2 separate regions of the Homo sapiens genome follow, and region 1 is linked to region 2. A link is an interaction called in ENCODE POLR2A ChIA-PET data of the cell type or tissue named here. Cell type or tissue: Panc1. All regions are shown on one strand. Each heading gives the region's core, and the rest is flanking DNA. Links, peaks and the distances in the headings are about the cores only.

Evidence for each region. Peaks named below come from ENCODE experiments on the same cell type or tissue, not always from the same donor. Only the 100,000 strongest peaks of a DNase experiment are listed, where the experiment ranks them.
Region 1: POLR2A ChIA-PET joins it to region 2 with 17 read pairs; 2 of 35 experiments call an interaction of 5 or more read pairs at or near these places.

What each region holds. Positions count from the first base shown.
Region 1 is chr1:6,954,350-6,969,878 of GRCh38, reverse strand. The region is part of intron 3 of CAMTA1 (calmodulin binding transcription activator 1); the gene reads right to left. Among named protein-coding and RNA genes, the nearest start is that of CAMTA1-AS3, 52 kb to the left of the region's middle. RefSeq lists enhancers at 20-520, 12,332-12,861, 12,862-13,392, 13,393-13,922 and silencers at 6,540-6,589, 6,830-7,069, 7,300-7,399. In Panc1, for the core only: no CTCF peak of the experiment used is centred there; DNase peaks (open chromatin) are centred at 6,812 and 7,073; H3K4me3 peaks cover 609 bases; H3K27ac peaks cover 1,431 bases.
Region 2 is chr1:6,838,566-6,854,094 of GRCh38, reverse strand. All of the region lies in intron 3 of CAMTA1 (calmodulin binding transcription activator 1), which reads right to left. It overlaps LOC124903832 (a long non-coding RNA gene), which reads right to left. Exons shown (of 2, transcript XR_007065449.1): 2 at 1,950-15,529. Among named protein-coding and RNA genes, the nearest start is that of CAMTA1, 61 kb to the right of the region's middle. In Panc1, for the core only: no CTCF peak of the experiment used is centred there; no DNase peak of the experiment used is centred there.

The sequences.
Region 1 (15,529 bases), core at 2,507-10,506, 120 kb before region 2:
CAGAAAGGAGACCAAGGCTACATGAGGCCCCCTGAACTCTCTTTGCAAATTCCTGTAATAATAATAAATAAATTTCAAAATAAAAAGTTTAAAATACATCTAACTATGGTCTACACCCATTGCTGAGGAATGTGGATGAAGTTTAAATCGTAGGCCTACACTGGCTTTGAAGGCCAATAAACACCCATCCAACCTTTATTTTGTAAATATGGGAAGACACAGAGCCTGCAAAGAAACCCCAAAGGTAGGTGCCCATCTCACAGATGAGGAAGCTGAGGCAGGAAAAGTGCACTGAGCTGGAACAAGCCTGAAGTCCAAGGCCTGCATGAAAAAGCTCATCTCACTGGGCACCACCAGTTCCCACTACATCATCTGGGCCCTCCTCACCGCCCCAAAGCAGATGTGATCATCCGGGGGAGGAGCCGGACCAGGTTCCAGGGCAAGCGGCAGTCCAACGGCTGGAGCCCAGGAACCCTCACCCAACCTAGCCGCTCACTCCCCCAACCTGGCCGCCTTTACTTCTGCAGCGTTCCTTGCCCCTTCTAGCTCCACTCAGGTCACAGGCATCCCGCTGCCGCCTCCACAAACCACAAACACCACCTCCTTCCTGCCCAGACTCCAAGTTCAGAGCCCCCAACCTGCATCCTGCTCAGAAGCTGCCTGATTTAGCATGGCTCGGGCTGATCCAACAAGTGCCCTTTGCGGTAGACAAGGCATCTGGTTTAGCCCTCACTGAAAATGCCCACGGAGGCCAAGCAAGGACCCCTATGTATCTCAGCTGCCATTCTTGACCTCTTCTGGTCCACTCACCACAACCAGGAGCTTTCTAAGGCAAGACTGGCCCCTCTCTGTCCCGATAAAGTCAAACCCTTTAAATGTCCCTCAACTTGGCAAGACAGACTAGCTCCTTGGAGACAGACACCCCCTCGCCCCGTGCCTCTGCAGCCCACCTCAGCACACCTGTCCTCCACTAGCTCCATGCTGCAGCCACACTGGCGACTTGCAGCTCCCTAGTCACATCCCGCATTCTCTCCTTGAAGCACCTGCACATTCTGTTCCCTCTGACCAGGATGTTCTTCCCTGTAACCCGCCTCCCCCAAGCCCCCACCTCCACTCTCTCTATCCGTCTCCTTTTGCCAGGGTATCTTCAGATCTCCACTTAGATAGCACTTGCTACGGTAGAATTTCCGGTAGAATTTCCTGACCCACCGGGAATGGATGATACGTCCTGAACAGGTGCTCCAGTAACCCCTTGTGCTTCCGAGACACACATCGATCACAATCCTAACTACTGCCTGCTTGTCTCTCCTACCCTAACATCAGTTCCATGAGGACAAGGACCATATGCACTGCCCAGCACAGCACCTGGCACGCAGTAGGCACACAGTAAACATTTGTCATATAAATGAATTTCTGATGAAGAAGCTGACGTGACTTCCTGAGGCCATATACAAGGCAGGGAGCGGGGAGGAGAACTCTGGCGGTATCTCCACCGTGGGGGCTATGATCTTTCCAACCAAATAAAGGACGGGAGAGGGGCAAGGGCCATCCTTCCAGACTCTACTTCCGATCTTGTCCCAGCACAGAAAGAGCGGAGGGCAAGCCACGATACATGCCTTGCTCTCTCTGGGAGATTTCTAGATGCTGGAAAACACACCCGGGGCCACATTAAGAGCCGTTTTCTCGGCACACCAAGCGGACAGCCGACTGCTCCTGAGGGTGCCATCTGGGGCAGGGAGGGGCCAACGGAATTCGTGGGTTCCATGATGCAGGAGTAGAGGAAGCTATCTCCACAGCAAAGGGAATGAGCTGCTGAACGCTGCCAGCTCAGTTTGGCAATTTATCGATGTTCTTCGAGTTAAAGCATTATTACTAGTTTGCATATTTATAATGTGCCCTCTGGTTATTAACTGTGATATAATGCCAACTGAGAAAACCAAGAGACCTCAGAAATATTTACATAGCAGCATAATTAAGACTAAGAGCTGAGTCACCCAGGGATCCTACCGATTTTTCTGGAAGAGAAAAAATAGGACATTCTGACTTCACCCCCTGCCCTAAGATTCTCCCTAAATCTGAGCCAGGCAGAAGCCCACTGTGCCTCCTCCAATATCACTCTCAGCCTTCAGCAGAGATGCATGTCACCATCTATGAAATGCACAATTGCTTCCTCTCCACAGCAGCCTCAGCCCAGACTTTTCAAATGCTGGCTGAACCACACAGCACAGCCAGAGCTCATGGAGAGGAGCGGATGTGAGGCAGGAACACGTGGCCACCAGCCTAAGCTGCCCTAGAGCCCTCAACCACACCAACATCCCCTGGGAATCCTCAAACCTAGTGGCTGAAGGTCCCCTGAGATAGAGAATGCTCTCTGAATGGCAAGCAACAAAGACCCTCCCAGGACCCTAGCAGCAATCCTGGAGTCAGCCCTGAGGCCACATTCGCGGGTGGGGAGCTGGGAGGTGCAAAGCATGGGCTCTATGTTTTCCAGAGGAAACGCAGTTCCACCCCCCACCCCACCCCATCTCACTCCCTTCATCAACCCCCTATGTCTCCCTCAATCTAGAACTCCATTTTCTGAAAAAATTCAGGTGGGTTCCAATGGGCTTAACCCTGATTTTTTGGTTTTTTTGTTTTTGAAATGGAGTCTCACTCTGTCACCCAGGCTGGAGTGCAGTGGCACAGTCTCGGCTCACTGCAACCTCCACCTCCTGGGTTCAAGCAATTCTCCTGTCTCAGCTTCCCAAGCAGCTGGGACTACAGGTGCACACCACCACACCTGGCTACCTTCCGTATTTTAGTAGAGACAGGGTTTCACCATATTGGTCAGGCTGGTCTCAAACTCCTGACCTCAGGTGATCCACCCACCTCGGCCTCCCAAAGTGCTGGGATTACAGGCGTGAGCCACCGTGCCCAGTCTCAACCATGAATTTTTTCATGAGTATCTTTTACAATAAAAAAGGTTTTGGCCGGGCACGGTGGCTCATGCCTGTAATCCCAACACTTTGGGAGGCTGAGGAGGATGGATTGCCTGAGCTTAGGAGTTCGAGACCAGCCTGGGCAACACGGTGAAATCCAGTCTCTACTAAAATACAAAAAAATTATCTGGGCATGCCAGCATGTGCCTATAATCCCAGCTACTTGGAAGGCTGAGGCAGGAGAATTGCTAGAACCCAGGAGGTGGAGGTTGCAGTGAGCCGAAATCACACCACTTGCACTCCAGCCTGGGCAACAAAGCAAGACTCTGTCTCTAAAAAAAAAAAAAAAGGTTTCAAAAGTGTTTAGGGAAAATCAGCTGATGAATACATAAATAGAACGTATCTGTTCAGTGGAATATTACTCAGCCATAAAAAGGAATGAAGTTCTGGCACGTGCCACAGCATAAATGAACCTGGAAAACATTCTGCTGGGGGAAAGAAGCCAGAGACAAAAGGAAAAATACTGTATGGTTCCATTTATATGAAATGACCAGAGGCAGCAAATCAATAGAGACAGAAGTAGATGTATGGTCGTTTAGGGCTAGGGAGGATGAGGGGGTTGGGGTGACGGCTAAGAAGTGAGGGGTTTCTCTTGGGGTAACACAAATGTCCTAAAATAGACTGGGGCAATGGTTGCACGTTTTTGTGAATATACTAAAAGCCATGGAATTGAATACTTAAAATGAGTAAATTGCGTGATATGTTAATTACATCGTAATTTTAAAAATTAAAAAAGTGGGAAAAATTCCTGTTTGTCCTGGTGTGGGGCTTGAATCTGAGAGTGGCAGTCTCATCTAGGTCAGCCTGTGACAGGCACCTGGCCAGCGCGCAGCCCTGTGAAGCCTAACTCCTTCTCCTCTCCCGATGGTGTCCCCTCCCCATCCCCGAGATCCCCCACACACTCCCAAAGCCCTAGCTTGTTCTTGACCTAGGAAGCTGCTGCGACCAGTCCCAGAAAGATCCCAAGACAGAAAATCTAGTTTCCACAGGACACAACAAGCAGTAACTAATGCCAGACGTGCGGCATCGAGCTTGCAATAAATGTCATCCTGTTTGGCTTCTGAAAGGGTCTCTGATATGCAGTTAATGCCGCATTCAGGCTCCATCCAGACCTCATCACGGCGATATGCAAATGCAGCTTTTGTCACAACCGGCACTAACTCTAATAACTCCCAAAGCGAAAATGTTCTCATAAAAACCACCATAAAAAGTCCCTTATTTTATTGCCAGCTAAGTTTTCTTTACTTGTTGTCAGGACTTTCTCCTCACTGTTGATTAGCTAACAGGCGGCACGTCCATTTTTTTTCCTTTAGAGAAACCAGGGCACACAATCACCAACCTGTCCCCTCCCTCCATCTAGAGCCGCCTTGCTTCAGCTGCTACCAGTGCCCAGCCCCCTCTGAGCCAGGGGGGCTAATAAACCACATTTACCTTCCCCCACAGGCAGCTGAAATGCATTACCTTTGGTCTGCTGGTTGCACTCCCTGGTCAAATGGGAATATAAAAACCAGCCTTATTTATAACAACAGAATGCCTCTGCTCAAGTTAGAGCTGGCTGCGTGCCCCCTACACACACACCCACACACATACACACATGCACAGACACAAGCACACACTTAAACATGTGCATGCCCCCAGGAGCACGTGCCCACACACATGCACACATGCACAGACACACACAAGCACACAAAGTCATACACACACACTCATGCTCATACCACACTCACTACTTTTCCCGAAGTGGCTTTCACATATTAATACATCTCACCAGAAATACAGCCCTTCCGCTGGCCCTGCTTCTTCCTTGCCAGCACCATGCACCCAAGTAAGAGAGGGTCAGGCAAGTCTCCCAGACAAGACCCTCCCTCTCTGTTAGCACAGACTCTAAGTCTCTACCTGCTGCTCTGCGACCCTTGGAGGAGGGCTCAAAGCCCCTCCAACACAAGACAGCTCTTTCCCAGCCGACCCGGCCTCTCCTTCCCAGCTCTCAAAAAAGACACGGTGGAAGACAGTCCCCTACTTCCATCCACAAAGGCCTTCAGCTGACTCGTCTCTCCATAGAAATCTCCTGGTCCTCCTTCCAGAGAATCCCTGGCGGCATCTCACAAGCAACATATACTGAGTGCTTCCTGCATGAGGCCTCTTGGAGAATCCAGCCACTCCTCTAAGCACCTCAAAGGGACCAAAGCAAAACAGCGTCTGCGGGGATTTCTTATAAAAGTGTACAAAGGAATGAGTGTATCAGTCACGTTTCTACTTGTGACATTAGCCTGTGGGGGCAAGAGAATAAGAAAATGTAGCCTCCTTAGTATAAAGTGTCCATATGGACCTACAGAGTGGCTACTACCAGAAATATGCTTTCTCCAACCTGGGAGAGAGGCAGCCATGGCTTTTCCACCCAAGAAACAAAGACTGCAGTGTCAGATAAAAGGTGGGACCTAGGCACAGTTCTTCCAAGTTCTATGACATCCTCTGAGACACTGCAGATGGAACATCCAGAGAAGCCATCACGTTGTGCCCCTGTACAAAACAGCCAGGACGCTGCGCCCTCCCCAGGTACCCAGGACGCTGCACCCTCCGGGGGCACCGAGGACACTGCACTCCTACATGAACACCCAGGACTCCGCACCCCTATACAGACCCAGGACACACCACTCCTACCCAGACCTCCAGGACGCTGCACCCCTACCCAGGCACCCAGGCCCCTGCACTCCTACATGAACACCCAGGACACTGAACCTACCCAGATCCTCAAGACACTGCACCCCTACCTGGGCACCCAAGGTACTGTGCCCCCACCCAAAGCACCCAGGACACTGCAACCAAACCAGACACCCAGGATTCTGTATCCTACCCAGGCACTCAGGACTCTGTACCCCTAACCAGGCACCCAGGATTCTGCACCCCTATCTGGGCACCCAGGACGCTGTGCCTCACCCAGAGCACCCAGGACACTGGGTCTTCTGCGACAGGCGCCCCAGCCTTTAGCAGGACCCAGTGTCCCCCAGGGCACAAAGGGAAGGAAACTGAAGTGGAACAAGGGCCCTGGCCCTTTCCCATTGTTAGGGTCAGGGCTCTTGGCCCATGGTGAGGGGCGTCTCTGCTCGCACGGTCGCCACCTCCAGTCCGCAAAGCGCAGCTCCCCGAGCCGCGCCCAGCCCCCAGGCCCCGGGAGCGCGCCCCCCCAGCCAGGTCAGCAGCCCGCCCCACCAGGTCTGGGGAGGGGTCGGAGAGCGGACAGGTGCAGGCGGGTTGAGGCGCCGCCTTGCCCGATGCTTCCCCTGGCAGCTCTGCTTCCTTTACTCGGGGTTTTAAAGGTCATGTTCTCCGTCAGCGGAAACATTCTACATGACACTTCTGAGACAGAGGCTCCTTTAGAGGCATTTAATCCAAGAAAGGCACCCCCTGAAGAACAGGGTTTATAGGTCACGGCTCAGACGGCCTATAAATCACGCTTGCCGCTGCGGGGCGCCAGGCGGGAGCTTGAAGGCCAGGAAAACAGGGTGGGGCCCGATTGGAAAGAGGGGTGGCTCCAGAGGGGCGGCGCGGGCAAGGAGGGGCCAAAAGGGATGGAGGGCGGGGCCAGTCACAGGGCAAGGCCGGGATGGAAAGCGGGGGGGGGGGGGGGGCCAGGTGGGTGGGAGGAGCCAGATGGGGCGGGGCCCATAAAGGAAAGATGGGTAGTTCCAAAGGGGCGGGGCGGGTGAGGAGGAGCCAAAAGAGATGGAGGCTGGAGCCTGCCAAGGAGCTGGGTCAAAATGGAAGGTGGAGTGGGTGAGGCCAGAGGGTGGGATGGGTCAAATGAAGGCGGGGCCCTAATGGACAGAGGGGTTGGTCCAGAGGAGAAGGGCCACAAGGAATGGAGAATGGGGTCTGCCACAGGGCGGGGCCAGGGTGGAAGGTGGGAATGGGCAGGGCCAGACGGGTGAAAGGGGCCAAATGAGGGCGGGGCCCCAACTGAAAGAGGGGTGGGTCCAGAGGAGCTCGGCAGGCAAGGAGGGACCAAAAGGGATGGAGGGTGGGGCCAGTCACAGGGCAAGGCAGGGATGGAAAGCAGGGGAGTGGGTGGGGCCAGATGGGTGGGAGGAGCCAGATGGGTGCGGGCCCAAAAAGAGGGGTGGGTCCAGAGGAGCTCGGTGGGCAAGGACGAAAAGGGATGGAGGATGGGGCCAGCCATGGGGCAGGGGCAGGATAAAAGGCAGGGAGTGGGTGGGGCCACGTGGGTGGGTGGAACCAGACAGGGGCAGGTCCACAGAGGAAAGAGGGGTGGGTCCAGAGGGGCGGGGCGGGTGAAACGGAGCCAAAAAGGAGGGGTGGGGCCAGGTGGGAAGGCTGGATGTGGGCGGGGCAAGATGGGTGGATGGGACCAGACGAGGGCAGGTCCATAAAGGAAACGGGATAGGTTCTGAGGGGGCGGGGCTGGCAGGGAGAGAGGAACCAAAACGGAAAGGGTGGGGCTATAGAAAGGGTGGGCCCGGGGAAGAGGCCAAATCGGAGGGCGGGCCCAGAGGGGGAGTGGAAGGGAGGAGGGGCGGGGCGGGGTGGGGAGGGGCAGGCGCTCTCCTCCAGCTGCCCCTGGCCCCTCGCCCCAGGGACCAGCCTCCCAGCAAGGACCAGCTGACCTGGGGGGAGTAAAATGAGGTGGGTGTCCCCGCTGCACAGGCCGGGGACACAGCGTCACCTGTTGTCTGAGACCTGCGTGCCTTGTCGGGGTCCACCATGTATCTGGCACTCGGAGCACACGTGTGTCCTGAATAAATCGGGGCCCCGGCAGAGGCATGAGACAGAGGCGTGAGGCCCAAAGCAGCAGGCTCCAGGCTCTTGCGCGCCACGGACACCGCGAGGGAGACACGTTTGGGGACAGCCCGGAGGCTGAGGGGGCTTGGCTTTGACCCGACAGGGCAAAGGACTGCCATACCGGAAGACGCTGGACTGGCCGCCGGGGAGAGATGCACAGCGCCTTCCCTCCCTCCCCAGGAAAAGGGGCTTCCCTGCAACAACCTCTGAGCAAGGCGCACTCTGGCCGTCCTCCCAGGGACACCCAGCCAGACGCCCCTTCTAGTTTAGAGGCTGGGGGCAAGCCCGGTGAGAAAGAATCAGTCTAGTCCTCGTTTGCACCCAGTTTTCAAACATTCAAGCTGGGCTGGTCCTGCGGTATTCATGTCCTTTGGAGACCGAGAATGAATGGGCTTGGATCAATTCAATCAATCCCCTCAAAATGTTAAAAACCTAAGAAAGGTCACTGCCAGTGAATATTCCTTTCAGAAGCCTCACCCTCCCCACCCGCCCCAAACTCCAGAACTATGTGTCAAGGAAACATGACTGAGAGCCCTGGGCTCTCACGCCCCCGGCTCAGCCCAGGCTGCCACTGGGCCCAGGGTGAACACAGGACCCAAGCAATGGCCAGCAGGAACGCATGGTGGTCGGCAGGCAGCGCACCTTCTTGCCGGCCCAGCACCCAAGGTCTTACCAGCACCCCAATTCCCTACACGGTCACGATGGTGGCGCCTGAACTGGGAGGGACGTGACGTGCAGAGCTCATCCCAGCAAGTCTGTCCTTCAGTTCCCGCTAGGTCAGTCCCTCTGGCCTCCCCAAAGCCCTTCCTTCCAGCGTGCTCCTTCTGCAAGCTACTTAGATCCTCACAACAGAATCCCTGTTTAGCTTAATTTAGCTAGAGTTGGTTTCCACGGCTTACAACAAAGGAAACTTAACTGCATCGCAGCCCAATCGCTTTCTCCAAACCTTCCTAAATTCAGACAAGTTAGGGAAAAGAAGAGTGAAATGAGAATTCATTCCAGAAACTCCCCTAATAAGAATCACTATATACAATCTGTAGCTACAAAATCACTTTAAGCAGATGTTTTCACTCCAGGCTGCCTGGGTTTAAAACTCCCAGCTCTACCACTTACCAGATGTATGATATTGAGAAGTTACACAACCTCTCTGAGCCTCAGTGTCCTCACCTGTAAAACAGGCTCATCATAGAACTAACTGATGTCATGGGGTTATAAAGGCTAAATCCTTTCACATATGTAAAGAGCTTAGAACAAGACCTGCACAAAGTAAGAGCTCTGTGCTTGGTCACTGAAATCAAATTAAACCATCCACTGGTCCTCCATGTATGCATCATTTCCTCAGCACCCACTGCACACGCAGCACTGCCCCAGGCACAATGACACAAAGGCAGAGTGGGCTCTGCCCTCGAGAAGTCGCTGTCTAGCTGGAGAGACAGACTTGTAAACACATAAATCCGTGTCCGATGTGATAAGACTATTCCGGAGGTATCAACAGAGTGCTGTGGGACATGGAGGAGGAGTGATTAATTTTGCTTCAGGCGGTGGGGGAGTCTTTGCCGAGGAGGTGACATTTGAGCTGGACTTTGAAAGACGAGCTCTCCACAGAACTAAATCTGGACCCAGTGCCAAGAGAGTCAGCCTGGAAAATCAATCCAGCCACCGGGAGGAGGGGCAGTCGGCCCAGACTGCCTTCCCAATGACTCCCTGCCCTGGAGGACACGCAGCTCCTCCAAAATGGGGGCCCACACTGTCCCTGGAGCCCAGGCCAGGCCTCTGTTTCTAACTTGGCCTCATTTTCCCTCCATCTGGCCCCCTCCACTCACGTCTCGTTTAACTGCTCTCTGCCCCCAGGAAAACTCCTCTGGTCTCTGCCCCTTGAAAGCAACTTGCATTTTCTTTCTCCAAGAACAAAAATCATCATAATTGCTTTTAAATTACATCCTACCTTTATAGAATGCTTTACAGATTTCAAGAAAAATTAAACATAGAATAACAGTCAAGGTCAGAGCTTAATCCTAACTCTGCCACCAACTACCTGGTGACCTGGGACTGGTTATTTAATTTCTCATGCCTCAATTTCCTCATCTGTAAAATGGAATCACAGGGTTGCTATGGGGATACAATGATGAACAGGCACGCAGTGTTTAGAGCAGGATCTGGTGAAGAGTGGGTCCTCAGTGAGTGCCTTCATGTGTGTCCTCTCCCACCCTGGGTCTCTCTGCTCTGCCCATGGGACCTGAGTGACTCTGTGATTCATGCAGAAGGGGTGCTGCAGAAGGCCAGACCTGAATCTGAACCCGGCTCAGCTCTGGGCTTACTAGTTACTTACTAGTGAAGTGACCTTACAAGAGCAACGTAACCTCAAGGAAAATGGGGCAGTCAGGGCTGTCTCACAGACTATGGAGATGATTCCTAAGATAATGCATGCCACGCTTGGCTACCTACTATGAAAGACACGCTCAGTCAACATTAGCTACTTTTATTAACAATAAATACTTTCCTGGCACCTGACTTTATGCCTCATCTCCGTGATGAGGCTATGACCTCTTTTGCAGCCTGAGGCAAATCTCACTGGCACTTGCGGCCCCACCATCCCCTGCCCGGGACCCGGTACACCGGTAGGCACCCGGGAAACACTGACTGACAATCTGATTACCAGTCGCCCTGGGCCTGCTCTGAGCAAGTGGCTTCATCCAGCTCAGCTTAGTGGTAAGCAGTGGTGCCCAAGGCCGCCGCTTCCTGCAAACTCCCTCACAGTGTCCCCGTGTCCTATGGGGGACCCCTCCACCTGCCCCAGCCTCCCACAGGCACACATCCATCTCTTCTTCACAGCGTCTGAGCTACTGGCTCAGAGAGGACTGTGGCCACCCTTTTCTCCCAGAACACACTGTGTACAAATCTGTGATTTCCCCTGGATATCTATATAATTTTTTCAATACAAACTGAACCAAGGATGAGCATGTTTTCAGGACTCTCTGCAGAATTGCTGATGTTATTTTTGAATTGTCGGCAGCAAGGACTCTGCCAAAATACTCAAGGTCAAGAGACCAGCATGGTTCTAGGCAATCTGTACCTCTTAAAACAGTGACAAATATGTTATTTAATTTTAATGAGCTTTTTTGCATCTCAAATCTAATTACAGCATTATCAAGTACTGCTTTGAACTGCAGGTGGCTTCTCATTACGTGTGCGAAGCCTGCCACGAGCATTTTTCGTGAATACTAATAACTGCTTAATTTTACTATCCGCTTAAAAAAAAATAAAAACTTTCAGCAACTTACAAGGCTGGGCTTTATAAAGCATCTGTGGAGGGTGAGCCACACAGCAACGCAGCTTAATTAAAAAAAATAAATACTGTATGTGGCCACCCTGGAGGGTGACAGCTCGGGAAGCTGCAGAGGGGTGGTGGACTAGGCTGGGAGGAGATTCGCTTCATGCACTTCTTGGAGGCTCTGTTTTATTGCAGGCTTATTGCGTCACATTCAAATTTCCCAATTTGCTTGCAGTTCAGGGAGAACGGTTCCGTCAACAGATTTTCTGGGTGACGGACTTCAGTAATAGGCCTGGAGCTGGAGGTCCCTGGGGATGCGCTCCAGAAATCTGTTGTGTGGACAGGTCCAGGGAGATGCCTGGAAATTCATCAGAGAACCTGTCCGAGAGGAGAGTCCAGCTGCCTCTCCGCCAGGCTGGGATGAAAGAGCAGAGGTGGCCAGGGGGTCCGGGGCTGCGGATGAGACGCTCTGCAATCCCAGAATGGTGAAAGTTTTCAAAACCTGTGGCCATGACTCCCTGCTGGTGGGTTTGTGCAGCGTCTGGAGTTTGTGTGTTGTTCGTTTATTTTGAAAACTGTTAAAGCTGAACTTTATCTTATACCAGCAGGCTTCCCGATTTGCACCTTCTCCAGGGAGGGGCCTAGGGGAAAGGTGGATGCTAATGCTAGGTTCTCCAGGAAGGAAAGGGTGCACACTTACCATTTTCATTCAGGGAGACTCCCACACAGTCTGGGAAGCCATGGGGTATGTCCACTCCTGGGTTTTGTTCACGAAAGACCACACCCTGTCTCTGACTGGGAGCCCCTAGAAAATGCAAGTGACATCTGAGGTGCAGGCCGAGTCCAGTGCTGACAGGCGGGAGGGAACAGAGAGGCTGTTCTCTCTCTGATTTCCTGTAGGACCAGCTCAGCTTTGCTTCCTCACGTCTGATCCTTGCCTGTGCCCAGCTCAGAGGGCACAAAAGTCAAGCTGGCTCAAAGCCCTACTCTCCACCTGCCTGTGGCAGGCAGAATAATGGCCCCCTAAAGATGTCCACGTCATAATCCTCAAAACCTGTGAATATACTACGTTACATGGTGAAAGGGAATTAAGACTGTAGATGTGATTAAGGCAACTAATCAGCTGATCTCGAGATGGAAACAATCACCTTAGTGTACTCATGTACCCAATGGAATCACATGAGTCCTTACAAATGGAAGATAAAGAAGAGGCAGAAGAGAGAGTCAGAGAACTATGATGTTCTCTGAAAGAGACTTGACTTGCCAGTGCTGGCTTTGACGACGGAGGAAGGGGCCACCAATCAAGGGATGCAGGTGACCTCTGAAAGCTGGAAAAGCCAATGCAACGGATTATCTCCCAGAGTCCAGAATAGAACACAGCCCTGCCAACACCTTGATTTTAAAACACCGAGACCCATGTCAAAATCAAGACCCAACTTCTGCCTTTGGAGCTGCAAGATAGTACATTTGTGTCACTTTAAGCCACCAAGTCTATGGTAGTTTGTGATAGCAGCCACAGAAAGTGAATACGCTGCTAAGAGCTGACCTGGAGGCAGACAGCAGGGCCCCCAGTGTCAGCATCACCAGTCCCAGTGCTGGCCACATTCAGGCTGGGGTGGGGTAAGAGCATCCTGTAACACCTCATCAGTTGCATCCTTCCCCCTTAGATCTGCGGCATACATGCTTCTTTCCCAAAGAGCGCATCTGAAGCAAGCCTCCATCATCCCTCTGTTGAATCACATGGTTTCTTAGGTCCCAGCCCCACATCCAAGGCGCTCTGATTCGTGGGTTTTGTCTTGAAGTTTGTCATTTAGCATAAGAAGGGCAGGCCTCGCAGCCCAGCTGGGAAGACTGCAGCAGCTCAGCTGGGCCCCCACCAAGGCCATGCTGGCCCGACCGCTACTAACTAACTAATCCCACCCAGGCCTCTTGCTGGCCATGCCTCCTCGGGATGAGGGTGGAGGAGCCTCAAACAAAGCCACACCTCAAGGCAGAAAGCATCCCTGGTGTCAGCTTGTCAGGCAGATGCTCTGCTCCCACAGTCCCGACAGACAGAGGGAGTTAATGGGCCAACACTGAGCCCTTTGTTTTTATAAGAGAACAAGTGGTTTATGACAAAGAACAAAGTTTCCCTCTTTACGAGGCCATCCTTGGTGCTCCCTCTCCAAGCCCATTAAGCCTGGTTATCTCTTACACAACACCGCCACACAGGTACTGCTGCCACCGACAAGTTCATTTAAGAGAATTTATAGCCTAATTGTGCAGCTGTTGCCTTCTGAGTCAGTTTTAAGAGATTGTTACACAAGCAGTGTCATAATTTAGTCATGTTTTCATCTCACAACTATACTGTAATTACTGTTGTTAACAGCAAATGGTAAACAAGAGAGTGAAGAGGACCAGCCAAAGAGAGTACTCACAAACCGTGCATCAAGCAGGGGCAAGGGAGAAATGACACTTGGGACCCTGCAGAGCTCTCCAGAAAGCCCACAAGGCCCCATCAGCCTCTGAGGTTGGCCATGAGCTTCAAGCACATAGTATGCACCTGAGTATTCACCTGGAGGGAAGGGGGAATATTTTCTGCCTCCCAAATTCCTACTAGAAACTAGGGTGCTGATAGGAGATCAGGGACCCCACCATAGTGAGCAGCCTCTGGCCCTGCTAGTTCATCTCTGCTTCCATGGAGAGCTGCCGGGGCCAGAATGCAATAGACCTCCAGGTGGTTCTGGACTCAGGGATTGGGGAGCCCCAAGCGGTGTGCATGAAACTGAGGCGACGCTCAGTACGTATCTGAGGCTCTGCTGCAGCACCTGCTCGAGCGGAAGATACTGAAAAACCCTGCAAAGGACTTGCCGGAAGCTGCAGGAACAGCCCTGACCCTTGCCTCCTCAGTGCATGCTTCCCTCCCTGCTGCTGCCTGAAGGGTTATTGATTTGCACAGGAAGACCCGCGGGAGAAAATCCCTCTGACAGCCTTGACTCTGCTGGGCATGGTGCAGGATGGAGGTCAGGCCACACAGTCCTGGCAGCTGACCTCTGCCCCATCCAAATGGCTTCTTGCTCCACAAGCAACAAAATGCCCCCATCAGAGCTCAGTGGGGCTCAGCTAGACACGTGTTCACTAAGCCCCGTGAACATCTTACCAGGCACGGAGCTAGGGACCGGGCACAGCAACATCACTCCAGGTAGGGCCTTCAGGAGAAACCTGATCTGACTCAACAGTCACAACAATAGTAGTAATACTGGTTGCCACCGCACACCTGACAGCCATCCTAAGCTTTGAGGCTTTCTTGTTATCCCCAGTTTATAGAGAAGGTAAATAGCCTGTCCAGGGCCACAAGGCCAGGACTCCACCCAGATCTGAGTCAAAGCCCCCGACTCCAAACCCCAAGTACTATTTCCTGGACCTGGCCTTTGGCTATAGACAAGCAGGGGCCCCTCAGCTTGACCGTGGTTCTCACTCTGACCCACTGCAGCCCCTAGCTTCCTAAGGGTCAGATGCCTCTGGCGCCAGGGAAGAGGAGTGGAGGGGTGAGGGGAGATGGTGAGAGTATAGCAGGGTGCACGCCCAGTGCTGACATCATCATCATCACCGTCACTATCGTCTACCCCCAGGGGAGGTCCTGTGGGCCTCTTGGCAACCCCTGTCCCTGCTCCCCCAACCCCCCACCCCAGCTCATCCAAAGCCACTGGCCATGATTAGCTGGAACTGATTAGGGAAAGGTCGGATGCTCTTCAGAACAGGGTGGCTAATGAAAGTGGAAGACTCATTTCCAGATTGCCAGAGCCGCAGACAAAAATTGAAGGTCCGGAGACAACAATCAATAAACACGAAGCTCTTCTAACGGAGGAGAATAAACACTAGGAAGTGAAGCGAAATCGAAACGGTGACCTGGAAAACAGGCACATGCTGAGAAAGGTCAGGGTGGTCTTGAGAAGGGGAGGGCTGCACCATAGACGAGGCTGCTCCCCAGCCCGTCCCAGGCAAGCAGAGGGAAGGCGGCGTCCAAGGAGGTGGCAGGGCCCCGCCAGCTCAGCTGTGCTCAGAAACAAGTGCCTGCCTGCGTGGCTCCCACTCCAGCTGCCCAGGCGGCGGGGCAGGGCTTTCAAAGGCACTCGCGGTCCTTGAGGATTTAGTCTTAAGGGTCGGGCTCCCCCGAGCTCAGAGCCTGTCTCCTGTGTGGCCTTGAGCAAGAGCCTTAACCTCTGAGAGTCTTTTATCATCTCATTGGCAGACTCCCCACCACTCGGGCTACTATGTACCAGGTGCAAGGCTGGGACAGAGTGACTCTTCCTATTCTGCAAAGGAAAACTCAGACCTCAAAATCTGACAAAATCATTGTGTGCAATTTGGAGGCAGCCTAGGAGATCCACTTTGGATAATGAAATACTGGAACTCGTGGGACAAAGGGGATAGCACTATGGTTTATGAGGATAAATAAGCTGGAGCTTCCCCCGTCCACACCCCAACAGCTCGAGCAATAGGA
Region 2 (15,529 bases), core at 5,119-13,118:
TACGTCTAGATTACACATAAACCCACTGAGATTTCAATTAGGTCAAGTTTGTTCATTATGTTATGGAAATCTTCTATGTCCTTACTGATACTTTGTTTCTGAGTTAATGAAGACGGTATATTAAAACTTTCCACTATGAATTGCAGATTTGTCTGTTCTTTGTCATTTTTGTTAATTCTTGCTTTATGTATTTTGAGATAGTGTTTTTAGGTACATACAGAGGTAGAACTGTTGTAACTTCCTGGAGAACTGAATTGAGTATTTTACCATTATGTATGTCTTTATCCCAAGCAATTATTTCTACCCTAAAGCCCACTTTGTTAATAAAGGTACACCAGTTTTCTTTTAATGTTTGAGTAATATGGCTTTTCTACCATTTTATTTTCAACTTTTCTACATCCTTGAAAGCGGTACAGAGTTGTGATCTGCTTTGATTTTTTATCCAATTTCCCAATCTTTGCTTTTTAATTAGAAATTTTGGTTCATTTTTATTTAATATAATTACTGATAGACTAAGTTTAAATCTAACAACTTACTGTTCACTTCCTATTTTTCCCACATGCTCTGTTTCTGTTTTTGGTCGTCTTGCCTTCTTTCAGATTAATCAAGTTTTACTACTACTACTGCTGTTACTATTCCATATTTCCCCTCTATTAATTTGTTAATTACATATATTTTACTACTCTTTTAATGACTATCTTAGAGATTACAACATGTGTCCTTGACTTATCAAAGTCTCAAGTAAATTAATATTTTTACCACTTCCTGGGCAATGAAAAGACCGTAAGATATTAACTTTTATTTAACACCCCCACAACTTATATGCTACTACTATATTTTTAAATTCTATGTGTATTTTAAACCACAAATAATTATTTTACCCAACAGTGTTCATTTACATTTACCATCTTATTTCTCCTTTCTTTGGTCTTCACTTTTCCACGCATCTTAAAGCTGCCATGCAGGATCATTTCTCTTCTGCCAAAGACCAATCTTTCTATTATTCCCTTTAGTGCAGGTCTGGTGTAATTAACTCTGTGATACTGTGATATAATAAGAAACATATATTTGGTCTTCATTTCAAGTTCCTGGCATTGAGCCCTGAAACACGGTAGTAAGAAGAGCAGACATACCTGAGTTTATGATGAGAGGACTCTCGGGAGAATGGCGACTGGTTACCAAAGCAACCAATCATGTGATTAGAGGATTCAGACTTTCATCCCCTGTCACTCTGCTCCCCACCCCACCACCTCCTGGGAAGGGAGAGAGGTTAGAGACTGAGTTCAATAACCAACGGCCAATGGCCAATGATTTGATCAATCATGCCTTCGTAATAGAGCCTCCATAAAAACCCAAACAACAGAGTCCAGACAGCTTCCGGGATGGTGAACACATAGGGGAGCTGGGAGGGTGACTCACCTGGAGAGGGTGTGCAAGTTCTGAGTTCCTCCCCATACCCTGCCCTATGCATCTCTCTTTTAGCTGTTCCTGAATTGTATTCTGTATAATCAACAGGTAAACCTAGGTAAATGTTTCCCTGTTTTGTGAGCCATTCTAGCAAATCACTGAATCTGAGGAGGGGGTTATAGGAATCACTTCATAGCAGTCGGTAAGAAATATCGGAGACCTGGACTTGCAATTGGTTTCTAAGCAATCTTGTGAGGCCAAGCTCTCAACCTGTGAAGCAAGTAATTCCAGGCAGTTAGTATCCAAATTGAGTTAAATTGCAGAATACCCGGAGTCCACAGAGAACTGGAGAATTGGTTGGTATGAAAAAAACCCTACACATTTGGTATGAGAAGTTTTGTGAGTGTAGAAGAAAGAGAATTGGGGTTTTGGCTTTTTCTTTTAAATCCTTCTCATTTTTGTTGATCTAAAGAAGTGATAATTTTGTCCTCACTTTTGAAGGGTATAACATTCTAGTTTGGCTGTTTACCTTCTTTTTTACATTTTTAAAACATTAGTTCATTGCCTTCTGAGAAGGATGCACTATTACATCTATTGAGAAATTAGCTGTCAATCTCACTGCTCTTTTCAATGTAGTACGTAGTTTTTCTCTGGTTACTTTTTTTTTTTTTTTTTGGAGATAGAGTCTCACTCTCACCTAGGCTGGAGTACTTTGGTGGGATCTTGGCTCACTGCAATATCTGCCTTCTGGGTTCAAGCAATTCTCGTGCCTCAGCCTCCCAAGTGGCTGGAATTACAGGCGTGCACCACCACGCCCGGCTAATTTTTGTATTTTTAGTAGAGACAGGGTTTCACCATGTCAGCCAGGCTGGTCTCGAACTCCCGGCCTCAACTGATCTGCCCACCTCAGCCTCCCAAGTGGCTGGGATTACAGGCATGAACCATCATGCCCAGCTAATTTTTGTATTTTTAGTAGAGATGGGGTTTTGCCACATTGGCTAGGCTGATCTCAAACTTCTGGCCTCAAGTGATCCATCCGCCTCAGTCTCCCAAAGAGCTGGGATCACAGGAGTGAGCCACCGCACCTGGCCTCTGGTTACTATTAAAATGTTCTCCTTATCTTAGATTTCTGGTAGTATTTTTTAAATCTGTGATGAGATGGCTTTTGCCTGTTATGAACAATTCTCAGCTATCATCACTCCAAATACTGCTTCTGCAGCACTCCTCCTTCCTTTCCTACTAGGATTTCAATTACATGTTGGTTAGACCTTTCCACAGAATCCCTAAGACTCACTCTATAATGTATGTCCAGACCATTTTTATTTCCATATTTCATTCTGAACATTTGTTTTCTACTTATTACTAATGTACTGCTAAACCCATTAACTGACATCTTAATTTCATTTACAGTCCTTTAACTCTACAGTTTACATTTGGTTTTTCTACTGGGGAGGGGGTGGTGTGGTTCCAATTTCCCTATTCTTAATCTTTTAACTCCGTAAACATACTACATACCTTACCCTTTTCTAATAACTTCACTATCTGGATCCCTGTCGATCCACTTCCATAGTCTGTTGTTTCTCTTGGCGTTCAGTAACATTGTCTTAAATCCTCATCTGCCTGGTGATTTCTGAGTGCCAAACATTGTAAATAAACATAGAGCTCATCTGAGGTTCTGAGTGATGTTATCTTCTTCTATTAATGAAAGAAATTATACTTGCTTCTTTCCAGAACACCTTGATCCAGCCAGGAACTGAGAGGGTCTGGAGCTGGACTTCAATACCTGTTAGGAGCTACTATCTCTAAGATATAGGCTTTTGGGTCTCCTACTCAAAGCCTAAGAAGTTTTCCTGCTCCCTGATCTGAGCCAAACTCCAATTTTTGTCCTCCGCCCTCTGAGTCTAACAAAAACTCTGTTCAGCCGTCCAGCTTCTCATCTGCCTAATTCTTCTGGAATGAGCAGATTCCTCTGGGAAAGAAATGACTGCAAATGCTGGTCTCACATCTTGGGCTTCCCTACCTCATCACCACGCCCCACCTCTTACACCCACAAATCTTCACTATTTTGTTAACTCTCCATTTCCTTCACATAAATTTTGTTTTAAATTTTGTCCATCATCTCGACTTGCTCTCAGCAGGAAATAAGGCCCAACAACTTAGTCTATCATCAACCAGAAAAATCTTCCCTACTCTCCCTTTTTCACTCTTTGTGGGTCTACCCCTTCTGTAATTCCTGTCATTTTATCAAAATTTTGGAAGGATGGAAGATAAAGACATCTTCAATGAGTCCTACTTAACCAGAAACCTTCAGTTATTCATTTTTTTGATAGATCATTTAGATATGAAGGATATTAAACCTCTGCCTGTCAAATCTATGGCAAATACTTTTCCTAGTTTGCCATTTACACTTTAATTTTATGATATTTTTAGCACACAGACATGCTGGATTTACATGAAAATTTCTTAGTCTTTTCTTTCTGTTATAATTAGAATGGGTATGGTCCTTCCTAACTTGAACACAAAGTAAGTATTGACCCACGTTTTCTCCTAATATTTTTACTATTTTCAATTTCTACATTTAATTTTTAGATTTATTTTGGTATAAGGCATGAGGTGGGGACCTAAACTAACTTTTTTTTTTTTTTTTTTTTCTGAGACAAAGTCTTGCTCTGTCGCCCAGGTTGGATTGCAGTTGCATGATCTCGGCTCATTGCAACCTCCACCTCCCAGGTTCAAGTGATTCTCGTGCCTCAGCCTGCCAAGTAGCTGGGATTACAGGCATGCGTCACCACATCTGGCTAATTTTTGTATTTTTAGTAGAGACGGGGTTTTGCCATGTTGGCCAGGCCAGTCTTGAACTCCTGACTTCAAGTGATCCTCCTGCCTCAGCCTCCCAAAGTGCTGGGATTACAGGCATGTGCCACCACATCCGGCCTAACCTAATATTTTTTAAGTGGTAAGCCAATTGTCCCAAATGTCCATTTAAATAAACAGCCCTCCATTTCCTCCTCAAAACTGTACCTTTATCATATACTAAATATATATATATATAATTTTTTTTTTCCTTAACACTTCTATAATTTTACTCTGCACCTTGGCACTGCTGATCCCTATTGCTCAGTCTCCTTGCTACTATGTCCTGCCTTGGTTTCTGTAACTCTCCCAGCTCCCCTCATCTTCAACTATTCCTTCTTAGTCTCCTTTGTAGGCTCAATTTCCTTTCTATGTCCCCTCTCTCATTTCATCCTCTCTCATTTTCCAGCCTCCTTCAGTTCATTTCTGGAAGCTCTTTCTTCTCTCATTCTCCTACTCTCCAAGGAAAATTTTATCCGTACTCTCAGCTTCTTTGAGCTCTCTCTAGGTCCCAAATCTACATCCAACTGCTTTCTAGGATCTCTAGATGTTCCCCAGGTGCTCCAAGCTCAACCATACAAATGAAAATACAGTATGTCCTGAAACCTGCTCTTCTTTATGTATTTCATTATCTACAGTACCACCATCACTCAAACCAGAATCTCAGGAATTTCTCCTCTCCTTCACCGTGAAAGGATCCAGAATAAGCCACTATAGCATAAAAATTATTTTGAGCTGAAGGCATTTGAGTTCCTGAAACCCCTTATCTGCCTAAAAGCAGAGCCTCCCAAAAGAACTCAAAGAACTCAATTGTCATGAACCCTTTCCCACAGGGGCAACTCTAATCATCTGAGATGAGAAGACAACCAAACAGAAAATGTCACGAAAATATACAGCTTCCATTTATTCTCCTATGAGCCCATTTATCTTTCCAAATAGTTCTTTGTTTTCCCGGAAGTACCCTTTCTCCCTCTCCTCTTCATCTATTAAGATGGTGCATAAACCCCAAATTCTAACAACTCTTTTCAGTCACATTTATTTGTGAACTCCCCTAAGTATTTACAAAATTAAAATCTACCTTTTCTCTTGCTAATCTATCATCTGTCAGTTTAATTCAAAGGCCCTCAAGTACTGAACCTAACAGAGTAGAGAAAAAGTGTGACAGGATCACGTCTTAGAGGTCACATAAATGCTACTAACTCTACCTCCCAAGTCAGATCCTTCGCTACTGCCAATGTCTAAAAACAGGTCTTAGTTACTACCTCTGGGATGGATTCCTCACCAGACTCCCAGCGTTCTTCCAAACCATTCTCTACATGGTCCACAGGGTAACTGCATAAAATAAAAATCTGCTCATTTTCCTCTTCTGATTAAACTGTGCTAAAAGGCCAGATGCAGTAGCTTATGCCTGTAATCCCAATACTTTGGGAGGACGAAACGGGAGGACCACTTGAGACTAGGAGTTCAAGGCCGGGGAAATGTAGGGAGACTCTGTCTTTACAAAATAAAAATAAAACTATTAGCCAGATATGGTGGTGCACCCCTGTGGTCTCAGCCACGCTGGAGGCTGAGGTATGAGAGGATTGTTTGAGGCCAAGGAGTTGAAGTCTATGGTGAGCTATGATCAAGCTGGGAGACAGAGTGAGACCTTCAAAGAAAACAACAACAAAAAAATCTGTTAAAATGTAAACCCAGGCTGGTGTGGTGGCTCATGCCTGTAATCCTGGCACACTGGTGAGGTGGGTGGATCACCTGTGGTCAAGAGTTTGAGACCAGCCTGGTCACTATGGTGAAACTCTTTTTCTACTAGAAATAAAAATCTTAGGCCAGGCGCGGAGGCTCATACCTGTAATCCCAGCACTTTGGGAGGCTGAGGCAGGCAGATTACGAGGTCAGGAGTTCAAGACCAGCCTGACCAACATGCTGAAACCCCGTCTCTACTAAAAATACAAAAAAAAAAAAAAATTAGCTGGGTGCCACATGCGTGCCTGTAATCCCAGCTACTCAGGAGGCTGAGACAGAAGAATCACTTGAACCCGGGAGACGGAGGTTGCAGTGAGCAGAGATCCCGCCACTGTACTCCAGCCTGGGTGACAGAGGGGGACTCCATCTCAAAAAAAAAAAAAAGTTAGCTGGGGGTGGCAGTGCATGCCTGTAATCCCAGCTACTAGGGAGGCTGAGGCAGGAAGAATTGCTTGAACCCAGGAGGCAGAGGTTGCAGTCAGCCGAAATCACACCACTGCACTCCAGCTTGGGTGACAGGGTAAGACTCTGTCTCAAAAAAAAAAAAACAAAATTTAAACGCAACGTGGCATACATAGCCTTCTATGATCTAGCTGCTACTCTCTAACCTTAACTCATCCATCTCTCTCCTTAAACCCTAAACTAGCCATAGCGAATTATCCAAGCAACTCAAACTACTTCCTTCTTCCGTTCCTTTGCACAGGAAAGGAAGTATTAATAGTTTGACTAAACGTAGTACCTTCAGCCCAGAAAGTTTTCTTGCTGATTCTCTTTGTCTGCCTAGCAAACTTTCTAATCATCTTCAAAATACAGCTTTAGTGTCATTTTTAAAAAAAAAATCCATCCTTCACTTGAGGCCAGGAGTTCGAGACATGCCTGACCAACACAGCAAAACCCCATCTCTACTAAAAAGTAGAAAAATAAGCCAGGCGCAGTGGCACAAGCCTATAATCCCAGCTACTCGGTAGGCTGAGGCAAAAGAACAGCTTGAACCCAGGAGGCAGAGGTTGCAGTGAGCCAAGATGGCGCCACTGCACTCCAGCCTGGGAGATAGAGCAAGATTCCGTCTCCAAAAAAAAAAAAAAATCCATCCTTCATGTGCTCAAGCAGACCATCACTGCTCCTTTTTGCCGCAGATACATCTTATACACACATACTTTATAATTCTATTATACCTTTTATACCATATTGCAATCATTTTTTATGTCTGTCTTCCCTCCAAGACTATGGCTGCCTTTTATTTACTTCCAATTAGCCAGACTTACATACTGACCAAGAGTGTCTCCTTGACCAAACTCTAGCCAAGCTCCTCTGAATCCTCTTCCCAACTAGGTCTTCAGTGTCAACCTTCAGTATCCATCCTTGTCTGTCTAGCCTAGTTTTAGCAAGAATTCTGTCAATATGGTTTAGTAATACTAATGATTCTTTATTATTATAAATTTAATCCATGTAGAAATAACCTGTGTTTTGGGACTCCTTTTAGTTAAAAAGTTGACAAAAAGCTAGAAGTCTTCGTAACTACAGCTAAAAATGTTTCTAGTTTTTGCATATAAATGATACAAGCTACTCTGTTTTTGAACTTTTTAAAAAACCTTCATATCCATTTCCTTACTATGGTACAACTACAGCCCCAGGCAGGAAAGCTGCATATCTTTATTTGGGCAATTGTCTCCTTATAAAGAGAATAAAAAGAGCCATAACAAACATTCAAATGAAAAGTGGCTCCACGTAAATGGAGAGTAGATAAGGGCATTTTCCAATAGTTTGAGATGATGAGAATATCTCAGATTATCAAAACAGATTTGATATGAAAGTTTTAATGAATCTGTAAAACCTACTTTTAAGTATAAGTAAAGAAATCCTAGTTCAAATTTTAAAACCAAATATACATGGTGAAAAGTGAGAAAATGTATCTTATATGGTTTGGCTGTGTCCCCACCCAAATCTCACCTTGAACTGTAATAATTCCCATGTGTCAAGGGCGGGGCCAGGTGGAGATAATTGAATCATGGGGACTGTTTCCCCCATATTGTTCTCATGGTAGTGAATGAGTCTCAAGAGATCTGATGGTTTTATAAACGGGAGTTCCCCTGCACATTCTCTCGTCTGCCATGTATGACATGCCTTTGCTTCTCCTTTGCCTTCTGCCATGATTGTGAGGCCTCCCCAGCCATGTGGAATTGTGAGTCCATTAAACCTCTTTCCTTTATAAATTATCCAGTCTCAGGTATGTCTTTACTAGGAGCATGAGAACGGACTAATACAATATCCCATTAACCTATTTTCAAAACTTATTCCCAGACCTGTCAGGAGACCTTGAGGTCTGTCATTAACAAACAGATCTTAGTTACTACGCTCTAGCTTTCCAAAGAATAGCAGTGTAGAGTAACATAGATACAACCTGCTAAGAAGCAATTACTAAACTGAAACTTCCATATCTCCAAGAAGCAGCACTTAAATCATCCATGGTAACATTGTTTCTTTAAAGTTTTCAACATGTGGCAGTTTTGTTTAAGTAAATAACAGCTTTATTGAGATATAATTCACAAATCATAAAGTCCACTCACTTAAAGTATATTTTTTAATATATGCACAGAGTTGTGCAACCATCACTATTGCAGCTTTTAACTCAATTTGGTTAGGCTAGAATTTTCTCAGGATTCCCTTCCCTGAATCTGGACAAGATTTAAAAAGCGAAAAGTAAAACCACCATTACTTCCTGAGGGCCGAGGTAGTTAGAGGTGGTAGCAGATATAAACGGAGATGCCAGAGGGTTCCAGCTTGTCCACGTGCTGCTTCTGTCACTAGCTTTTTCCCCCAACTGCCGGCCTTGTCAGCGAACAGAAGCCCCTGGACCATCAGCTGCTGGCCAGCAGACCTAGAGAAGTGATTGCTATGCAGAGGTAATAGCTTTTCATAGACTTTTTCATCAGCTTTCCTTTGTGGTCCCGTTCTAGCAGCTGCTCATGCCTGGCTTCTCAGAGCCTCCCACAAGTTCTAACTCAGCCACCCGTACAGGTGCTTCAGGAGAGGTGCTTTCGTGGCTCTTCTCTGGTCCTCTAATTCTTCCTTCCAGACTGTCATTTTTCCAGCTTTTCCCCACAGTTGTAAAATATCTTATTGCTATAAAAAATAAATCCCTTATTACATAATACAGTGGTTCTGCTTCCCTGACTGAATCCTGACTGATATCCACGAGTTACTTATGTGTCCTTAAACAATAGCTTAGCATTGACTCTTTGAACTTTAGAAAACTAGAATCTGATCGTATGTATTCTGTGAGAATCTTCTTCTATGGTGCTGCATGTAGCTGTATTTTGCTCATTTCTCACTGCTGTTCAATAATCTACTCTACACCATATACCATTTCAGTAAACTTTTTTTTTTTTTTTTTTTTTTTTGGACACAGGGTCTCTCTCACTCTGTCACCCAAGCTGGAGTGTAGTGGCACAATCTCAGCTCACCACAACCTCCACCTCCCAGGCCCAAGCAATTCTCCCACCTCAGGCTCCCAAGTAGCTGGGACTACAGGCACGCACCTCTATGCTGGGCTAATTTTTGCATTTTTTTTTTTTTTTTTTTTGTAATGCAATGGTTTTGTCATGTTGCCCAGGCTGGTCTTGAACTCCTGGGCTCCAGCATCTGCCTGCCTCAGCCTCCCAAAGTGCTGGGATTACTGGCGCGAGCCACTGTGCCCAGCCCCATTTCAGTGAACTTTTTATTAAAATATTATATACAAACAGGAAACAGCACAAATTGTAAATATATTTGTGTGTATGTGTGCATGTGTATCACACCTGTCATCAAGAAAGAACATTACCAACACCCCAGAAGCCCTGCTAATATATCCTCCCTACTCTCCAAAGGTAACTACATCTCCTGACTTGCAACACCATAAATTAATTTTGCCTTTGTTTTGAACCTGTATACAGAATCAAACAATATATATTCTGAGTGTCTGGTTTCTTTCTCTCAACATTATGTTTGTGAGAGTTACTCACTTCTTGAATATTCATCAATTCATTAGTTTTCACAGCTATACAGTCTGTCAAGAATATACATAAGGAGTAGAACTGCTGGGCTTTATGGTGTGCAAATCTTCCACTCTCATAGATAATTCTAGTTTCCCAAAGTGGTTAAACTAATGTAGATTCCCATCAGCAGTACATGAAAGCTCCCCCTGCTCTGTTTCTTGCTGACACCTGATGGTGTCTTTTTTAATTTGGCCACGCAGATGTATAAGGGCATCTAAATTATACTGAAGCTGTTGTGGGAGTATGTCAATGTCATAGAGAATTATAAAAAAGTTTGGGGCCGGGCGCAGTGGCTCATGCCTATAATCCCAGCACTTTGGGAAGCTGAGGCAGGTGGATCACCTGAGATCAGGACTTTGAGACCAGCCTGGCCAACATGGTGAAACCCTGCCTCTACTAAAAATACTAAAATTAGCAGGGCATGGTGGTGCGTGCCTGTAATCCCAGCTACCTGGGAGACTGAGGCGGAAGAACTGCACAATGAGGATGGTTAAGTTACTCTCATACTAATAAAACTATCCTCAAGGAAAAAATTATAAGAGACCATTAACAGCCAATCTCTATTCTGAGAACTCCCTATATCAGGTTTGAGCTAACCTCTTGATCACTTTTCTGGATCTTTCCCTGACCAAACCAAAAACACAAAGTTTTCTAACTGAAATTCCTCAGAAACTGATCACCTTGTAAAATACTGTCTTTCCAAATTGGATGACCACTTATCAGGAATGCTCATCTCACAGTGTTCCAAGACTGGGTAGGGAATGGAATGGACATCTAAGAACCTTAAGCTGTAGAAAGAACAGCAGCTCAAAGATGGAGACAGACTATGGGAGGAAAAGAAGAAAAAATAATTCCCACATGTTACAAATAGCTGCTTCGTCATATTAGGCTATTCAGAAAGGAAAAAAGTGTAAAGAAGGCAACGTGAAAAACAGAAATGAACAAACTGTGCCCTACCAGTACCAAGCTTTGAGTACCGTATACTGCTTAGGAGTTTTAATCCAAATTCAGACGTGTCAGTTGATTCAAATGATCTACATTTTAATAATATAACTGTACATTTAATAATGACCACTTGCCTATTACAAATGTTCCCCTCCAGATTTCCTTTTGCTTCCTTCTTTTTTTTTTTTGAGATGGAGACTTGCTCTTGTCACCCAGGCTGGAGTGCAATGGCACGACCTCAGCTCACTGCAACCTCCACCTCCCGGGTTCAAGCAATTCTCCTGCCTTGGCCTCCCGAGTAGCTGGGATTACAGGCATGCACCACCATGCCCAGCTAATTTTCTTGTATTTTTAATAGAGACGTGGTTTCACCATGTTGGCCAGGCTGGTCTCGAACTCCTGACCTCAGGTGATCCACCTGCCTCGGCCTCCCAAAGTGCTGGGATTTACAGGTATGAGCCGCCACGCCTGGCCCTTTTGCTTACTTTTAACCACAATTTGTTTAAGCACAGTGAAGACTTCTTTTGAAAGCAGTCAACAGTAGATTTAAGGCTGTAGTTCTTAGCCCTGGCTGCACTTCAGAATCTCCTAGGGAGCTTTTTAAAATCCTCAGTTTGGGCCCTATCCCTGAGACTCCAGTTGAATTAGTTTGTGGTAGGGCCCAGGTCGTGATATGTTTACAAATCTGTCCTGGTGAGTCTAACATGCAGCAGGGCTGCGAACCACCCATATGAAGGAGGAGCACTGACTGGACTAGGAGCAGGAGGAGGCCTGGCTCTTCTGAGCCTCACGGCGAGGGCGTTTTTACACTCACTATGACGCCCACTTGTTCCTAAACACCCTTTAAGACCAGCACCTCTCCCACTTGAGAGCCACTGGGTCCAGGAATGAATGGGTCTGCACTAACTTGGTCTTCCACCTCTGTGAGCATGTTGTGGAGTGAATAAATGTTATTAAAACGTAACAAAGTAAAGAAAGAAATGGAGGCAGGCCTACAATTTAGCGGGTGAGGAGAGAAGAGCAGAAGTGTAAGGGAAGTGGTTGGGGGGCAGGAGAGGAAAGGAGATGTCCCTCCACCATGGCGCTGAGTCTGGGCAAGATCATGGCTGATCCAGGCTCCCCAGGAAGAAAGGGCAGAGGTTCTACACTGACTTCAAAGATTTGGCCACCACCCGTGGAATGACAGCATCTGAGGTGGGCTTGCGGGCCCTGTAGTGGCTGCTGACAAGGATCCTGTCCACTGACCCAGGCGCAAGCAACAGGAGTCATCAGTACCTTCTGCTGTTCTATTAAAAATAACCCTGTGAATTTCACTTTCATATGTCCCCATCCCTATAAACCATTTCTTGGTTTCACTCCAGGTTCTTCATCCAGTTAATCTCTTCCAGTAGACACTACACTAATGCCCCTTCCTTCCAGCAGTCGTCCCTGAACCTCTGTTCCACATTCCGTCTCCCATTTCATCCTCTCAGAGCTGTCCTCTGTGCTTTTCCTTTGTAATTCTTGCCACTATTTACTTTCCTTCAAAGCAAAACTGCCACCAAGAACCATTAAGATGTGTAGCCTCCACGTCCTCACCTCGCTGGCTCTTCAACTCACTCCCATTGGGCCACCGCACCAACACTCCACTGGAACCACCCATTGAGGTTACTAATCAGTTGACCAAATCCAACAATGACTTCTCCGTCCTCATTTTATCCAACTTCCCAGTAACCTTTGTGATACCCTCTGTGAAAGGAAGAACAGGAACCCCAAAGATATACACACCCTAATCCCCAGAACCTGTAAATAAATAACATCACAAGGCAAAGGGGAATTAAGGCTGAAGATAGAATTTAGGTTGTTAATCAGCTGACCTTAAAATAGGAAAATTATCCTGGATTATCCAGGTGGACTCGGCGTAATTAAAAGGGTCCTTAAAAGTGGAAGAAAGAGGCAGAAGAGGTCAGGGTGAGTGAATGAGAAGAGAGCAGGGTCACAAAGACTCTACGTCGCTGGCATCAAGGATGAAGGAGGGAGCCACAAGCCAAGGAACATTAAGCAGACTCTAGAAGGTGGAACAAACAAGGAAACAGATTCCTCTCTAGGGCCTCCATAAAGAACATGGCCCTGCTGGCACCCTGATGGCAACCCAGTGAGACCCATGTCAGATGACTGACCTACAGAACAGTTAAGAAATCTGTGTTGTTTTAAGCCACTAAATTTGTGATAACTGGTTACAGTAGCAAACATAAAAGTGACGCACCCTCCTTAAAACATGTCCTTCTCCTGGCTTCCACTTCACACCTGCCTGCCTCAGCACTGCCTCCCTGGCTCCCCTGCAGCCTCCTGTGCTGGCTCCTCCTGCACTGCTCGGGGCTTAGTCTCCCTTTCTCCATCTATCTTCTGCATCCCAGGTGATCTCACCTAGTCTATGGCTTTAAATGTCACCTGCGCATTGACGGCTCTCCAATTTTTATCTCCAGACAGGACCTCTCCCCAGACTTATGGAAGTTGCCTATTCAACATCATCACTCTGGTGTCTAACAGACATCTCACAACCAGGACATCCCAGAAGAACACTCTTAATCTCCACTTCCTTGTCTCACTGACGAGCCCCAGCACCAACGCAGTAGCTGAGGCCACAAAATTTCTCCTTTCCTTTACCCCCTACATCCAATCCCATGAATTGACAGCTCCACCTCTGAAATACATCCACTTCTCACTCCCTCCACCCCCACCGTCATTTCTTACCAAGATCACCAGTTATCGCAACAGACTCTTAACTGGTCTCTCTGCTTCCCCTGACTGCCACACAGTAGCCAAGAAAGCCTTTGAACATAAAGCTTCATATTATGTTGCTCACTTCCTAATAGCTCATCCTCCAATAACTTCATGTTGCCCTTAAAACAAAATCTCAACTCTTTTTTTTTTGAGACGGTGTTCCGCTCTTGTTGCCCAGGCTGGAGTGCAATGGCACGATCTCGACTCACTGCAACCTCTGCCTCCCAGGTTCAAGCAATTCTCCTGCCTCAGCCTCCGAGTAGCTGGGATTACAGGCATGTGCCACCACGCCCGGCTAATTTTGTATTTTTAGTAGAGATGGGGTTTCATCATGTTGGTCACGCTGGTCTTGAACTCCTGACCTCAGGTGATCTGCCCACCTCGGCCTCCCAGAGTACTGGGATTACAGGCGTGAGCCACTGTGCCCGACCCAAAATCTCAACTCTTTATGCCTACTTGGCACAACAAGATCTAGCCCTTACCTACCTCACCCAGCTCATCTGCCAGATCCCCACACTGTTCCAATCAACAACTTTTTTTTTCACATTTCCTCAAAGCAAGCACATTCCTGCCTCAGGGCCTTTGCACAGGCTATTACCTTTGCCTAGAATATTCCTCCCCCAGATACTCAAGTAGCTGGCTTTCCTTTATCATTCAGTTCTCAGCTCAAATATAACTTCCTAAGAAAGGCCTTTCCTACGAAATCTACTGATGTGCTCACACCTCAGTACCCTGCTCTACTTTGTTCTTAGCACACTCAGAAATCCTCACCTACTTGTTTACTTTTGTATTGTTTTCCCTCTAAACGATAAGCTCCATGAGAATTGGAACCTCATCTTATACCCTCAGCAACTCCAACTAGTGCCTGGCACATAGTAGGCCCTCAAAAATATTGCTGAATGCATAAATGATGGCATTAAATTAAATGGAATTTTGGGGGGGTTTTTTGTTTTTTGTTTTTTGTTTTTTTAAGAGAGTCTCGCTCTGTCGCCCAGGCTGGAGTGCAGTGGCACGATCTCGACTCACTGCAACCTCTGCCTCCCGGGTTCAAGTGATTCTCCTGCCTCAGCCTCCCGAGTAGCTGGGATTACAGGCACATGCCACCATGCCCAGCTAATTTATTGTATTTTTAGTAGGAACAGGGTTTCACCATGTTAGCCAGGATGGTATCGATCTCCCGACCTTGTGATCTGCCCGCCTCAGCCTCCCAAAGTGCTGAGATTACAGGCGTGAGCCACCATACCCAGCCAAAATTAAATGGAACATTAATAAACAGTCGATAAACATAATGTTGGCTGAGCACGATGGCTCACACCTGTAATCCCAGCACTTTGGGAGGCTGAGGCAAGAGGATCATTTGAGGCCAGGAATTCAAGACCAGCCTGGGCAAGACAGCAAGATCCTGTCTCCACAAAAAATAAAAAACGTTGCCAGGCATGGTGTCCCATGCCTGTAGTCCTAACCATTCAGGAGGCTGAGGCAGGAGGATCTCTTGGGTCCAGGAATTTGAAGCTGCAGTGAGCTATAATCGCACCATTGCACTCCAGCCTGGGTGACAGAGAGAGAATCTGTCTCAGTCAATCAAGAAACAAACATGATGCTGTGGATCACTGTCAAAAAATGCCTAACAGATATATAACATATTAAGAGAAAAGCCAGGTTATAGAACTACATGTACAGTAAACCTATTCTGGGTTAATAAATATAGAAAAAATGCCCACACCGGCACAGAGAAATATCTGTAGATACATATATCAGAAAGAAATCTGAAAGAAAAAAATCTG